Regions from separate parts of the Homo sapiens genome. Here region 1 is linked to region 2. A link is a contact called in ENCODE Hi-C or POLR2A ChIA-PET data. All regions are on one chromosome and are shown on one strand. The core of a region is the stretch at or near the end of the contact, and the rest is flanking DNA. Distances in the headings are between cores, read along the strand shown.

Region 1 (7,576 bases), core at 1,170-3,669, 290 kb before region 2:
CCGGGAAGAGTGGGGAGAAGGCAGGGCCATCAGGGTGTCTGAGTGTGGCGGGCCGGGTTTGGGGACTAAGAGGCCCTGTAACTCTCCCTCCTCTCCCCTCCCACCCCAACCTTCCCTGCCAGCCTTTGATTTCTCCTCACAGGTGACTCGATGCTGGGGAAACAGGATCCCTTCTGTGCTTCCGTAATTTTCTTCTTTTACTCTTCGTCCTTTCCTTTCAGCGCTTGAGGCCTTCAGCCACCACCGAGGGGGATGCCCATCTGCTCCTTGAAGCCTCCCCACAGCACTGGGGACACGGCTGACTCCCGCGGCTGGGACAGCGGGGAAGGGGGGTGGGAGGCAGCGAGCTCAGCACAGGGGGGCAGTCAGATGGGTGTAGGTTCAAGGCTCGACTGGGCTCTTGAGTTTTCTGGCTCTGAAACCTTGAGCAAATGATTTAATTTCTCTGGGCCACTACGGAAGGAGGTGTGAGTCCATGAGATGACATGTGAGAAGCGCTTGGCCCAGGGCCGGCCACAAAGTCGCTCCTGGTGGCAGGGTTTTGAGTGCCGAGTGTAAACTTCCCAAGGGCAGAGGCTTCGTCTTCACCCGCCGCCCCAGCGCCCAGACCCATGCCTGGTTCAGGATGTGCTCAGTAATATTACCAATGCCCTTTAAGCCAGCTGAGCCTGTTTATTCATCTGTGATGGGGTGGAGAGGGGTCAAAAGCCTTCCCTGGGAAGCCACAAGGAGTAGCGACAACGCATGTCAAGCTTGTGTGCACCCGAGCTGTAGATGCAAAGGAAATGGTGCCTGCTTTCGCCAGCCATGTGGCCTCACTTCAGTGTGCCTCAGTTTTCCCATCTGTAGACAGGGTTCTCAAAAGACGGCCAGTGAGGTGCGTAGCATAGTTGCTGGCCCCTCGTGAGTGCTGGACACTTGGTAGTCGTTGCTTTTGTTGCAGCTCCTTGTAATGCCTCTTGTCAATTACGATTATTGCTGTGGTAATCAAAATTAAAATAACAACGGATAATGACCCAACTTCTCCCGAGGCAGGTGAGATAAAGGGCAGGAAAAATTCCTCGGTCCAGGTGGAAGCCAAAGCAAGTAGACGAGAGGCTCAGGTCAAGCCGCAGGAAAGAAGCTAGGGGAGGAGAGGAGCTGAGAAACCTCCTGGAGCCGAGGCCCTGAGCGTGGTCCAGGGGCTACAACCGACAGAGACCAGGCAGGCTCCAGGGACAGAGGGCAGGACAGTTCAGAGGATGAGTGGCTGCCTGTCTGATGGAAGAGAGATAGCCTGAGCCCTTGGGGAGACAGGAGACACACGCACACACACACACGCGCAGACATGTGTGCACACATACGGGGTGGATGTTGGGGGCAGAGCTAACTCCTGATGCTCCAGAGGAAGGAGGCTGGAGTTAAAGCGGGGACAGGAGGTAGCTAGAGGACAGGGAGGCCAGGCACTCACTTGTCCCCAAAATGTTCACTGAGCATCTCCTGAGTGCCAGGCCCTGGGTGAGGCGCTGGGAAGGGAGGCAGAGGCTGCCCCTGCGGAGCTCCCTGCTGGAACCTTCAGAGAGGGGCCAGGAGAGCCAGTCCCTCCAGTCAGAAGTTCCTGAGGGGCCAGGGATGCAGAGGGGGAGCGGCCTGGGCAGCCACCTGGCCCAGGGCTTCAGAGGCTGGGGGTGACCCCAGTGCTGGTGAGGGTGGGTCAGGGGTGGGTGGCAGGGGGCACGTGATGTGTGGGAACCCTCCCACACAGTGGACAAGCCCGACTAATGCTGGATTTGCTTTGCAGCTGAGCACAGTCTAACCGCGCCCCTTCCTCCCCTAGGTGCCGCCCGTCCGCAGGGCAGCGGGCAGGGCGGAGCTCCCAGCTCCTGGGCCCCCGGGCCCTGGGTGGGTTGAGCAGAGAAGCCGAGCCTCAGACTTGCCCCTGGGGAGCCTGGGAGCGTGTCTGTGCCCCCACTTGCTGTCCCACCCAGTCTGTGTCCCCCACCCCCGCCACCTCTCTGCCTCCGTCTCCCCAACCCTGGCTCTCTCTGGGGCCCGGGTGCAACTGCCCGTCTGCCTGTCGTTCTGTGTCTGGCTCTGCCACCTTCTCTCTGTGTTTGCTTCTTCTGGGTTGTGAGGGCTTGGGGGAAGTCAGCTGGACCTGGGTGAGGCCAGCATAAAGGGGAAGGAGTTCAGCCTGTTTCTTGGCTGAGGGTGGGCCCAGGCCCTGGGAGACACTGAAATCCTTCCCCTGGGGCCCCTGGTTCTAGCAGGAGGGCAGCAGGCAGGGTGGGAAGGGAGCCGAGTGGCTTATCCACCCCACCACTCCCTGGTGCCCCCTCTGACCGGAGCCCACCTCCCAGCTGGGGCTCCCTACTCCCTGCCCCCGCCTTGCACCAAGGGTGCCCCCTCCCACCTGAGGGCTCTGTCTGCCTGCCTGTACCCCCCTACCACCCCTGTGTCTTTCTGTGTCTTCTCCCTCCTGTGTGTGTCCCCCTCGTCCCTCTGACTGTCTCCCCAGCACCCTCTCACCCCACCTGACCACCCCCAGAGGAAGGGACCTGGGGGCGGGGGCCCGAGCTGATGCTACGGAAGGGGTTGGGGAAGCAGGAGCGAGGAAGGAAAGGAAAAGGGGGCGTGTTGCCAGAAAAGAAACGAAAGCAATTTAATCTCTTTTTTTTTCTCTTTTTTTCTTGCACATTTTTTTTTTCAATTTGTTTTCTCTCTCTCTTCCGATGCTTAAAGTAGAAGTGGAGCAGAAAGGTAAACGCACTGTTACCAATGCTAACCCCTAACTCACACTTTGTTCTACCTGTACCATACTTATGTGACCTGCCCTCCCCCGGCCCCTTCTTCTCTCCCCAACCCACACTTGGTCCGGTCGGTATCCCCCACCCTGGGTTGTCCTCCCAGTGGGACCAGCCCTGGTGCGGCCACGGGCATCTCCACCCTCCAGATACCCACGGAAGCTCCTCTCTGAGCTTGGGCAGGATTTTCTCTCTCTCGCTGTTTCTGTCTCTCTCTGTCCCTCCTTCCTGGTCCCTGGCCCTTTCGGGGGACCTGGCCTTTTCTCATACTTCTTTTGCCTCCTTCAGGAGAAGTGTATAAGCATCCAGGGCGGGTGGGGAGGGAGGGACTCCCTTCCCCGGCTCCCCCACTGGGGCACCGGGTGAGCTGTCTCTCTCTCTCTCTCTCTTTCTCTCTCTCTCTCTCTCTGTCTCTCCCCTCTCTCTTCCTCCTTCCCCTGTACCTTTTATAACATGTTTCTGGTTCATGGGAGGCGGGCTGGAGGGGACACCATTGTTTTCCTTTTGGGGAGCAGATTCTCCTATGTCTCGGGCTCCTGGTGGCTTAAGTTCCTTCTGGTTTGATGTTTCCAAGGCCCAGAGCTGTTTTGGAGCATGGAGCACCAGTCCTCCCCACCCCCAACCTGATCCCCATCTCTGACCAGCTGGGGGCCCAGCCCTGGGGAGGGGTGTCAGCTGTCCCCAGCCCTGGGAGGGGGCAGCCTGCCAAAAAATGAAAAAATGAGGGCGAGGGGGCGGGGGCGGGCCTCGTGGTTGGGGGAGCGAAGGGTGGGGGAGCGTGTTCTCTGTTTCTTTCACACTTGCAAAGCTGCAGTCAGGGTTTCTTCTGGGCTGTTGTGGTTAGAGGACCAGGGAGATGGGCGGCGGGCGGCGGGGGCACAGTCTGGGGACTTCCACAGACTCCGTAATTTCTAGCAGAGAACTCCCTAGTGGATGGGGCTGGCCATTACTGGCTGTTATTGGGGGGAGCGGAGGTGCTGCTGCTGAGGGGCTTCTAGGGTGAGATGTTAGGGATGACCATTTCCTCTCCAGAAAGTTTTGGGAAATTTACCCATCTGAGGCCGGCAGCAGCAGGCAGGGCTGGAGGACATGGCCTTTAGGGATCCCTTTTGCCTTGAAATTACAGTGGTCTGTGGAGCATCCCTTCCGAAGGAGGTGGGGCAGGGTCCCTCTGAGCTGCTCCCCTCCCCGTCTTCCCCTCTCCCCCATCTCAGAGAGGCCTGGGCTGCTGGCCCCAGGTCCGCCCCCTCACCACACCCCTCCAGTCTCCTCTCTTTCTCCTGGAGTCTCTCTCCCTCCCAGCACCAGCCACTCTTCTTGCAGGCCCACTGGTTTGGATGCGGCACCACTGGAGATTTTCTCTTCGAGGGCCAGGGCAGGGCGGGTGGGGTGACGGGGCAAGGGAGGGAAGAGGAGGGATTGGGAGTTTGGTGCTGGTGAAGGGTCCTTGCTGTCCAAGGCCCCAGACAGACCCTTCCTCATCTTCTCCCCCTTCCCCTGGGTTGACCTCTAACCACATTTTTCCCCCCTGACACCCTCTGAGCAGGTTAGGCTCTGAGGCCTCCCACCGTCCCCTTCACACAAACACGTCCCCTCAGATGCCACACACCTGGTGGGGGTGGGGACCGGCTTGGGCAGAGGCCAGTGTGCTGGACAGAGTGGGCAGGCCGACCCCTCAGGGCATCAGGGACAGGGGGATGGCCAGTCCCCAGGGCCCAAGCCAGGGTCGTTTTGGCTCCTGCCCAGCTCTATGTCCCAGGCTCCTCTCCCTCTACAAAAACTACATCCTGGCTGCTTTGTGCCAGGGGGCCCCTGAGCCACATTGTTCCCATGCTGTGAAGGGAGTGCTGCCTGTCCCCCTCCCTCCCAAGCCTGCTGGAGGTGGGGAATGAGGACTAGCCCAAGCCCCTCTTGCCACTGGGGCTGCCCCCCAAGCCGGTGCCAGGTCCCAGCCCCCCGATCCCCTCGGGGCCAGCTGCTTTGGTGACATGCCAAGCAAGAGCAGAGAATTCACTGCAAACCCTCCACCCTCGCCCTGTGCCCTCGCCCTGGCCTATGTGTGGGTTCTGCCAGCCAGGAGGTGAGGGAGGCCCGGCCATCCTGGATGGAGGGGCGCACTCTGGGAGGAGGTGGGGTGTCTGGCCACACTGACCCCCGGATCAGTCAAGGGGAGGTTAGGAGTAGGTGGTGCTGGGACGTGACTGGGCAAGGGTGGGCCGGCCAGCAGTGGCCAACGAGATGCAGTTGAGGTTTTCCTCCTTTTCAGGGATTGGGGGGGTGGGGCGGGGCCCCCCACCTTTCTGACATCAGCGCTGCCTTGGTCCCTCTTCCCGAGCCGGGGATGGTCGCAGGTAAATCGGGGTCCGGGCCAGGGGAGGTGGGGGGCCTGGCTGGGGCGGGCTGGGTCTTTATCCTAGCGCCTGGTTCCCTCCCCTGCCCCCTCCGAGCTGGACCTGGGACTGCCCCCCTGAGGGACCCTCAGTCGGGCCTGGGCCTTGGAGTGAATTCTCTGCTCACCCCTCTCTCCTCCGCCAGCACTAACCCTTTCTTCCCAGGTGGTTTGCAGCGCAGCCTCCCACGGAGCCAGGACCTCGCCAAGCCCCATACGCCCTTGTCTCTCTTCCCTCTGCACAGCTCTCCTCTCCCTCCCCAACTCTCCCGGGAGCCCTGTCCCTCTCCATGTCCCCACCCCCACCCCTGTGCACAGTGCCACTGTCTGCTGCTGAGCCAGACCCCATGAGAGACCCTGCCGGCTGGGGGCAGGGCTGGGCGCCCTCCAGGAGGGGCCAGACTCTTTCATTCCCCGTCCTAGCCTGGGAGCTGCCTCTGGGAATCCCTTCCTCGGCTACTGACTTCGTGGGTACTGGGTGGGGGGTGGGGAGCAGGCTGCATCAGGAACCTGGGGAGAGAGTTGAAACCCCTATCCTGGAATAGGGAGACACTCCTGACACCCACAGTGGGTATGGAAACACCACTCTACCTTGCAATTTTTGCAGGAGGAAGAAAGAGGAGTTAAAAAAAAAAACACTGTCCGGGTGTGGTTGGTGAAGGATGGGATCCTGGACCCTAGCTCTTCCCTAAGTGGCAGAGAAGAGGGAGAAGGGGCCGGGTGCTGAGTCCCTGGACCGTCAAAGTCAGGAGTGACTGTAGCGGGGAGATTCTGCCCCCACTTAAATCACACAGGACCACCTCTGGGAGGGCTCTTGCCAAACTCCTCCCCAGCCTGTGGGGTCTCTAGCAGCCAGGGAAGGGAAGAGGGGCACCACTTCCCCTCACTAACCCCGCTCTTAATGGCCTTCAGGGTTCACATTTCCAGGGAGAGGGGCAGCTGGGCAGGGCGTGGGGAGGGGGTCGGGTCCCAGCCCGGAAACCCCCTTCCCATCACCAGCCATACCAAGCAACCGTGACTGCAGCAGCAGGAGGGGACAACCTGGCTCCCCACCAGCAGCGTGACCAACTTGCCTCTCTCCCCCCTCTCTCTCTCTCTCTCTCTCTCTCTCTCTCTCCTCCCTCTCGCCTCTGCCCCTTCTCTCCTACCTCCTCCCCTCCCGCCCACTCTGCCCAGTCTTCGTGTGCCCAGGGACCCTGCAGAAGGTGCTGGAGCCCACCTCGACACACGAGTCAGAGCACCAGTCTGGCGCATGGTGCAAGGACCCGCTGCAGGCGGGTGACCGCATCTACGTGATGCCCTGGATCCCCTACCGCACGGACACACTGACTGAGTATGCCTCGTGGGAGGACTACGTGGCCGCCCGCCACACCACCACCTACCGCCTGCCCAACCGCGTGGATGGCACAGGCTTTGTGGTCTACGATGGTGCCGTCTTCTACAACAAGGAGCGCACGCGCAACATCGTCAAGTATGACCTACGGACGCGCATCAAGAGCGGGGAGACGGTCATCAATACCGCCAACTACCATGACACCTCGCCCTACCGCTGGGGCGGAAAGACCGACATTGACCTGGCGGTGGACGAGAACGGGCTGTGGGTCATCTACGCCACTGAGGGCAACAACGGGCGGCTGGTGGTGAGCCAGCTGAACCCCTACACACTGCGCTTTGAGGGCACGTGGGAGACGGGTTACGACAAGCGCTCGGCATCCAACGCCTTCATGGTGTGTGGGGTCCTGTACGTCCTGCGTTCCGTGTACGTGGATGATGACAGCGAGGCGGCTGGCAACCGCGTGGACTATGCCTTCAACACCAATGCCAACCGCGAGGAGCCTGTCAGCCTCACCTTCCCCAACCCCTACCAGTTCATCTCCTCCGTTGACTACAACCCTCGCGACAACCAGCTGTACGTCTGGAACAACTATTTCGTGGTGCGCTACAGCCTGGAGTTCGGGCCGCCCGACCCCAGTGCTGGTGAGGACGACTCACTTCCAGGCATGGAGCCTGCTTGCCTTTGTCCCCTCCACCCCCACCCACCCCTGGGTCCCAGAGTGGGGAGCCCCATCCTGTGAGCTCTTGGGGATCGGGAGGTAAAGGAAATTCACAGCATGTGACAGACGCTGTTCTAAGCACTTCACAGTCATTAACTCGTCTCCTCACGGTCTATGACACAGGGATCCTTACTGCCCTGTTTTACAGATGACACTGAGGCTCTGTGTGGGTAGGGGATTAAGTTATTTGAGGATTTGAACCCAGCCTCCCAACCACTGAACTGCAGTGCCTCTCCCAGGGGCCTGGGCACCTTTACTCCAGGAACCCTTGGATCCACCAAAATCCTGGGTGGAAGTCCAGTATCCACAAAAGAGCTGAGCTGCTGATGCTGACCGGGCTGAGGGCAACT
Region 2 (7,093 bases), core at 4,014-6,513:
CGACCCAGGCCTCGACCACTCACACCTTGTGCTCTCTTTCCAGCTCTTTCCTTCGGGGAACAAGCCGGGCCCTTGCTGGCCGGGCCCCAGCTCACATGCCAATGGAGACCCTGTTGCAGTGGCCAAGGCCCAGCCGAGGTAGGTGTGGCGTGGGTGAGAAGTGGCTCCAGGACCCTCACAAATTTTACCAAGGAGGGTGACAGATGGAGGAGACAGACCCCAGTTCTCCCTCCCTGGGCCTCGACTTCCTCAGTCCAGCAGGGGAGCTGAGCCCTGTCTTTCAAACTGTATACATTCCCCTGCTCCCCGAAAGCAGAGAATGGGCGACAGTGACCAGTGATCGACACCCAACCCAGCATCTCCCCACCCAGAAGCTCCCCAGGAGCCCTGGGACAGTGCCTCCGGCTCTGTGGGCTCTTTCTCTCTGGGAAGAGGGGCCAAAGCTTCCTCCTGAGTCCCTGGGAAGGGGAGGGGACCCAGACAGGGCTCAGAACTGTTGGCTGAGACCATCTTGGAGCTGTTCCTAGCTCTGGCACCAGGCGGGCACCCGAGTGAGTCTAACCTGCCCTCACCTCCTCCCCTCCCCACTTGGCTCTTGCCCTAGGCGAACCACCTCCTCCCTCCCACAGGCCACCAGTGAGCCGTCCTCCAGCCTGCTGTGTGTGAGGAGGGCACCCTCTCCCCCGCACCATGCCCGGGGTCTCCGCAGCCTGTCCCCTCCTCCCGTGCCCTCCCACAGCCCTCCTCGAAGCCAGCGCTGGGTGGCTGCCCTCTCTGTTACCTGGCACTTGAACCTGCCTCTCTGCAGAGGCGGCAGCTTATCAATTATTTATGGCCAAGTTTCTGTTTCTGTCTGGCAGGGGTGGAGGAGGGTTTGGGACTCAGCCCTTGGCTGTGTGTGGCCCCCACACCCTCCTCCTCCTTCTCCTCCCCTAGCAGAGGGCGGCTCTGTCCCTGCCTCCTGCCGTCACTCCCTGTGACTTGTACCTGCTGTGCCACTGGCCACCTCCCTTAGCCACACACACAACCTGCACGTGGACCAGAGGCAGTTCATCAGAGCGGCCCGCTGTGGTTTGAGTGAAGAGCCGGGAGGGTTCACATCTGAATCTCCGACAGCGTCCCAGGGCCAATGCAGCTCCCCTCCCCACCGTCCTGGATGTCTGGAAGCTCCCAGAGGGCCCCGGGTCTGGTTTGGTGGCTTGAGGCTGAATGACACACACAAGAGGCTAAGACCCAGGGGCTGCCAGACACCTCAGGGTGACCAAGGCAGGAGCAGCAGGACAGCAGTTTCCATAGTGACAGCCCCGGAGGTGCTGCGAAGCCTGGGGCATGGGCGGGTTTAGGGCGGGTGGCCCCCACTTACCCGCCTGGCCACCTGTACTGCCTGTGTCTGAGAGTGGCACCTGTTCTGTGGGGTGGGGGAGGTGTTCTGTGGCTCCTTGGCTCTTCCGTGATTTTTTTTTTTTTTTTGAGACACAGTCTTACTCCCATCACCCAGGCTGGAGTGCAGTGGTGCAACCTCAGCTCACTGCAGCCTCGATCTCCCAGGCTCGCATGATTCTCCCACTTCAGCCCCCTAAGTAGCTGGGATTACAGGTACCCGCCACCACACCCGGCTAATTTTGTATATTTTTTTTTAGAGATGGGATTTTGCCGTGTTGCCCAGGCTGGTCTCAAACTCCTGGATTCAAGTAATCCACCTGCCTCAGCCTCACAAAGTGGTGGGATTACAGGCATGAGCCATCGTGCCTGGCGGGATATTTTTTAGATAGAGTCTTGCTCTGTTGCCCAGGCTGGTGTACAGGATCATAGCTTACTGTAGCCTCCATCTCCCAGGCTCAACTGATCCTCCCACTTCATCCTCCTGAGTAGCTGGGACTACAGGCGCGCACCACTATGCCTGGCTAATTTTGTATTATTTGTAGAGATGGGGGTCTCACTACATTGCCGAGGCTGGTCTTGAATTCCTGGGTTCAAGCCATCCTCCCACCTTGACCTCCCAAACCTTCCAAGGATATGAATGCCATCTGGGCTGGCCTTTCTAGCACTGCCCTGGGTGCTGGGGAGGCAGTGTGGGACAAAACACAGAGTTGAATGCTACTGGGGGATTCGGGGTGTGGGGACATGAGAGACAGCAGATTAGATAGTCAGATGGCAGAGTGTTGGGGAAAAAAAGGCAGCGGAGAAGGGGTTAAAATGTAAGGAGGAATCAGGGAAGCCACCACCAGGAGGAGACATTTGGGAAAGAACATTCCAGAATCCTGAGAGGTGCTCAAGGAATGGCCAGGAGTCTAGTGTGGCTAGAGCCGAGGGGAGGGGAGAAGCGGGGGATGAGGGGAGGGCACGGGGCAGGCAGGTGGTGCACAGCTGCGGGAGGAGAGGGCTTGCCTCTGAGCTAGGTTTCCAAGTTCACAGCCCCCAGTGCCTGTGGGGGACAAGCCACAGGGGCAGGAGATAGGGAGGCGGTGGCAGCAGCGTCCTGAGAGGGCAGGGCAGGTAGGGGAGAAGCGGTTGGGTTCTGGGCCTGCTGGGCAGTGGAGCCAGCTGGGTTGGCCATCAGGGTTCTGTCGTGAACAGAGGAGGACAGGCTGGACACCTGGAAAAGATGGCGCGAGGCCCTGCGGAAGCCCCTCCCACTGGAGAGCTCTGGTAGTCCAGTGAGGTCGGGCCACTCTCAATTTCCTTCCCTGCTGGCCAGGACCTTCGTGGGGATCCAGGCCTCTGAGGCCTCCAGGATGGAGGATGCCACCAACGTCGTGCGTGGCCTCATCGTTGAGCTCTCCAACCTGAAGTACGGGGTGGGCTTGGACTCACGGCACAGGGTCTGCGGGAGGCCAGTGGGGACTCAGAGGAGCAGGGAGGGACTGAAGTGTGAAGCCCCTAGGTGGGCAGCGAGGGTCAGGCACCTCACTGCTGCTGGGTCCTCACCGTGGCCCCCCTCCCCCGTCCTTTGCAGAACACAGGCTCTGAAGAAAGGCTGCAACAGGCCCAGCCTGTGCTACAACAGGCCCTTTCTGGTTATGTGCACGTGTGTGAGCCGTGTGTGTGCACCTGAGTCATTGGTGACCATGTGGCTGTGAGGCGCGGCCCCCTCTGTCACCTGGTGACCACTGAGCCCCACACGCATGCCTGTGTTTCCCCCACAGCCGGCTGATCATGGGCACCCACCGGGACCTGGAAGCTTTCAAGCGCCTTAACTACCGGAAGACAAAGCTGGGAGGCAAAGCCCCCCTGCCTTACCCTTCCAAGGGGCCTGGGAATATCCCTCGAGGGGACCCACCCTGGAGGGAGTTGTAGGCCACTTTGAGGTCTGTGTTTCCTTTGCCACCCAGCCCCCATGTCCGCAGACCTCCTCCAAGATGCTCCAGGGGGTCCTAGTGGACCCTACAAACCTCCCTTCAGTTGCCCGGAAGTTGGTCTTCCATGGACAACACAAAGGAGGCCGTGAGGTCCTGGCCTCACCTGGCCAGGGTCAAGGTCATTTGCCACCCTTGGCTTCAGGGAGGGAAACTGTGTCTCCCACAGCCCCAGTGACTTCAAGCGGGCCTGGGCTCCAGGAAGCTGGCCACCTCTGAGCAGGGCCCATCCTGTCCGGATTTGCAAATTTTAGGGTCCTGAGCCAAGTATGGATGGTTCAGAATTTGTTTCTTTCCTGGAGGAGAAGAGAGCTCCCTTTGTTTTCTTTCTCCCCATTTCCATTTTATTTCTTCTGGGAAGACCCATAATAAATGATTCTGTAGAGGCCCCGTGACCTGCTGTTTGGGGCTGAGGCTTCAGTTCCTTCACCTTCCGCCCACAAACCTCTCTACCCACTTCCTCCTCCTCGCCCTCTACGAGTTTTATGCCTCAGCTTCCCTGGGAAAGCAAGGGGGGGGCGAATCTCCAGGGGTGGGTGACTGTGTGCCCACATCTGTGTGCAGGCTCTTGAGCATACACGCGGGTCGAAGCCTAAGAGACGCCCTGGGCGATCATCCAGCTGCAGGGTGAGTCCTGCGCTCCGGTGGCTTGGCCCATCCTCCAGGACAAGCTGCCTGTGGGCCCCAGACAGGAAGGAGGCCATCCCAGGAGGTTATGGATGCAAACATGGCTGAAGTCGTGGCATTTCTCATCCCACGCAAGCCTCTCGAGCCAGATGACAGTCCTGTTAGCAACCACAGGGGCTGCTGTCATCCCCAGTTTACAGAAAACAATGCCTCTGTGAAATCTGTCACTGAAAGGCTGACTGGACCTTCGACATCATGAAGCACTCTGTGACTCCTGCACCCCAGCTCCCATGGCTCAGGCGGGGTCCTCCTCCCACCCTGCAGCCTTACACCCTGGAGACCTGATGCAGGAGGGGAGGAAAGAGCAGGGTGGGTTCACACCCAGGTGAGCCCCCTGTCCACCAGGACATGCCCTGGTGTAAGCCCAGTTCCCCGGGTCTCCAGCCCCAGCGGCTCTGCCCTAGGAAACTGTAACTCCATTCCCAGACCCTGGGAGCCGCTGGGATCCTTCTGTTTTCTTTCTCCTCCTCCCCACTTCCCCCTCCACGACCCAGCTGTCTGCAAGAGCCCACCCCCATCCCCAGGGCCTCCGGTTCCAATTTAAGTCTTTTAAGTCGGAAAGCCAAGGGCAGAGGGGACAGCAAAGAGCTCGATTCCTGCTCCCCGCTGCCAGACCACAGGCCTCAGGGCTGGTTTGTGGGACGGGGGCGGGGTAGGAATGTGGACTGCACAGTGGGCGCACTGGCTTCCTGAGCACTGCCACCTGTTGCCCCAACAGGACAAGATCTGGAGGTGGAGGAGGCAGGCAGGGGTGTGGGGATTCCCCCACATGCATTTCCCCCCCGCCCTGCCAGAACAGCCCCATCCTTCTGCTCCTGCCCAAGCCCACCCAGGACATGGTCCCATTCCCTGCCCCCTAAATGTCCCTCCCTTGCTCTAAACTGCCTGGCTTGTCACTGGGGCATCCATGGTGACATAAACATTCACCTTCCTTAGTGATGAGGATGTCGGGGGGGGGGGCTCTGTCTAGTTGTGTGTCAATTTCTTCCTCAAATGAAGCCCCCACCTCCAGTACGGAGCTGGGGGTGGGATGGGAGGAGTCCACCCATCTTGCATGTCAGTGCAGGGGGTGGCTGAAAGACCAAATGTCCACAGAAAGGGTCTCATGATGTCGATCTGGCTTTGAGGTGCCATGAACCCCCCCAGCTACCCCAAGGCACCCACTTGTGTTTCTCTGCACAAAGCAGCTCACCCCAGCACCCCAGGGTGCCGAAACTCAAAGAAGGAGAAGGGGAGATCTAGGTACAGGACTCCCAGCAAGGTTCACACTACACCTTGTCCCAAGACCAGGGCTTGTCTGTTGTTGATCCATTCATAAGCATTTATTGAGGGCTGACTGGATGCCCAGCACTAGGGAAACGGCAGATGGCACAAAGGGTGGGGTCCCCAAGGACAGGGCGATTTCAGCTCTTCCCTTGCCAACCCCGGGTCATCCCCAGGGCTCAATCCCAGGCTGGGGGGAGGGTCTGGGAGTGGGGGCAGTCGTCATAGGGTGGGTCTTCCTGGAAATCCAGCCGAGCCCGGGTGCCCTTGCCCAGGTGTAGGCAGCCTCCTAGGTGGACATGGAGGGAGAGCAGGAGGGCGAAGGCTCAGACTTCCCGGCACCTCTGAAACCTAGTGGAGGGGGAGGGAGAGAAATGCTTAATCACAGGCGATGACTCAACGCTCCCCAAGTTGCCCACGGACTCGGCCTCCGGGCCTGCTGGACCTCTGGCGCCACCCAGGGGCTGCTCCGGAGACAGCGACCCCGTGACGTCTCTGGCTCCGCCGGGCGGCCCCGCTGGGACCCAGAGCCCGAGACAAAGCACAGGAGTTCCGATTCTGCGACTGTGGTGCCCTCTCGTGGCCGCCGTGCTCTGGGGTCCCCGGATCTGTTACTCCCAAAAGTTGTTCATCAGAAAGGCTGGCCGCAGGACACCATCTTCCCTATGTCCTTTTGGCCTCCAGCGTCTCCCAGTGAGACAGCATCAAACCTCACAGGAAACACTATCTTCTCCTGGAGGCAGTCTTTCATGCTTTCTTTTTTTTGTGAGACGGAGTCTCACTCTGTCGCCCAGGCTGGAGTGCAGTGACGTGACCTCAGCTCACTGCGACCTCCACCTCCCGGGTTCTAGCGATTCTCCTGTCTCAGCCCCCCGAGTAGCAGGGATTACAGGCGCATGCCACCATGCCCAGTTAATTTTTTGTATTTTCAGTAGAGACGGGGTTTCACCATGTTGGCCAGGCTGGTCTTGAATTCCTGACCTCAGGTGATCCACCTGCCTCAGCTTCCCCAAGTACTGGGATTACAGGCATGAGCCACCATGACCAGTGCTTTTTTTTTTTTTTAAGACGAGGTCTTGCTGTGTTGCCCAGGCTGCAGTGCAGTGGCACCATCTCAGCTCACTGCAGCCTCTGTCCCCTGGACCCAAGCGATCCTCCCTCGTCAGCCTCCCAAGTAGCTGGGACTACAGGCACACACTACCATGCCCAGCTAATTTTTTGTAGACACTGGGTTTCACCATGTTGCCCTGGCTGGTCTCAAACTCTTGGGCTCAAGCGATCCTCCTGCCTTGGCCTCCCAAAGTATTGGGATTACAGGTGTAAGCCATCACACCTGACCCTTTCATGACTTTAAGAAATGTTCACTGCAAAGCTGCCTGAGAGTAGTTGGGAGGGGTCGTCCTCTCCCAGTCACTATCCTCCAGGAGCTCACAGTCTGCTGGGGGAGGCAGTGCCCAAACACACCTAGTTAGACTGGCCCCTCCTCTGTTAGCTGACTTCCTCAAAGGCAATTTAAGTTGCTAGAACGAGTTTCTCTTTTAAAACCTCACTGGGGGCCAGGCATGGTGGCTCAAGCCTGTAATATCAGCACTTCGGGAGGCTAAGGCGGGTGGATCTCGAGGTCAGGAGTTCAAGACTCAGCCTGGCCAAGATGGTGAAATCCCGTCTGTACTAAAAATACAAAAATTAGCCGTGCGTGGTGGTGGGTGCCTGTAATCCCAGCTACTCGGGAGGCTGAGGTAAGAGAATCGCTTGAACCCGGGAGACAGGTTGCAGTGAGCCAAGAT

What was found. Hi-C counts contacts between places; a loop is a spot of excess contacts on that map. ChIA-PET counts read pairs that join two places held with the same protein, here RNA polymerase II (POLR2A). Pooled maps may share reads with other maps.
Region 1: a loop to region 2 is called in a pooled map, with 4 times the contacts of the local background. The contact joins two enhancer-like sites. A Hi-C loop is called at or near these places in 5 of 50 pooled maps. POLR2A ChIA-PET finds 5 or more read pairs at or near these places in 2 of 52 experiments (A673 and activated CD4-positive, alpha-beta T cell).

The regions. Positions count from the first base shown.
Region 1 is chr19:14,162,179-14,169,754 of GRCh38, reverse strand. It overlaps ADGRL1 (adhesion G protein-coupled receptor L1), which reads left to right. Exons shown (of 23, transcript NM_014921.5): 5 at 6,349-7,149. It overlaps ADGRL1-AS1 (ADGRL1 antisense RNA 1), which reads right to left. Exons shown (of 3, transcript NR_045214.1): 3 at 1-978. Among named protein-coding and RNA genes, the nearest start is that of ADGRL1-AS1, 29 kb to the right of the region's middle. RefSeq lists a silencer at 1,745-1,934 and an enhancer at 1,805-2,304. Within about 2 kb of position 2,419, at least 7 of the 41 ENCODE cell types and tissues checked have a DNase peak (open chromatin) inside an H3K27ac peak, as active enhancers do.
Region 2 is chr19:13,879,006-13,886,098 of GRCh38, reverse strand. It overlaps NANOS3 (nanos C2HC-type zinc finger 3), which reads right to left. Exons shown (of 2, transcript NM_001098622.3): 2 at 5,342-5,657. The coding sequence ends at 5,596. BRME1 (break repair meiotic recombinase recruitment factor 1) reads left to right here. Exons shown (of 9, transcript NM_001345843.2): 7 at 44-138; 8 at 2,699-2,791; 9 at 3,147-3,751. The coding sequence ends at 3,297. Among named protein-coding and RNA genes, the nearest start is that of NANOS3, 5.4 kb to the right of the region's middle. RefSeq lists enhancers at 2,330-3,175, 4,001-4,150, 4,741-4,830, 5,954-6,103. Within about 2 kb of position 5,263, at least 17 of the 41 ENCODE cell types and tissues checked have a DNase peak (open chromatin) inside an H3K27ac peak, as active enhancers do.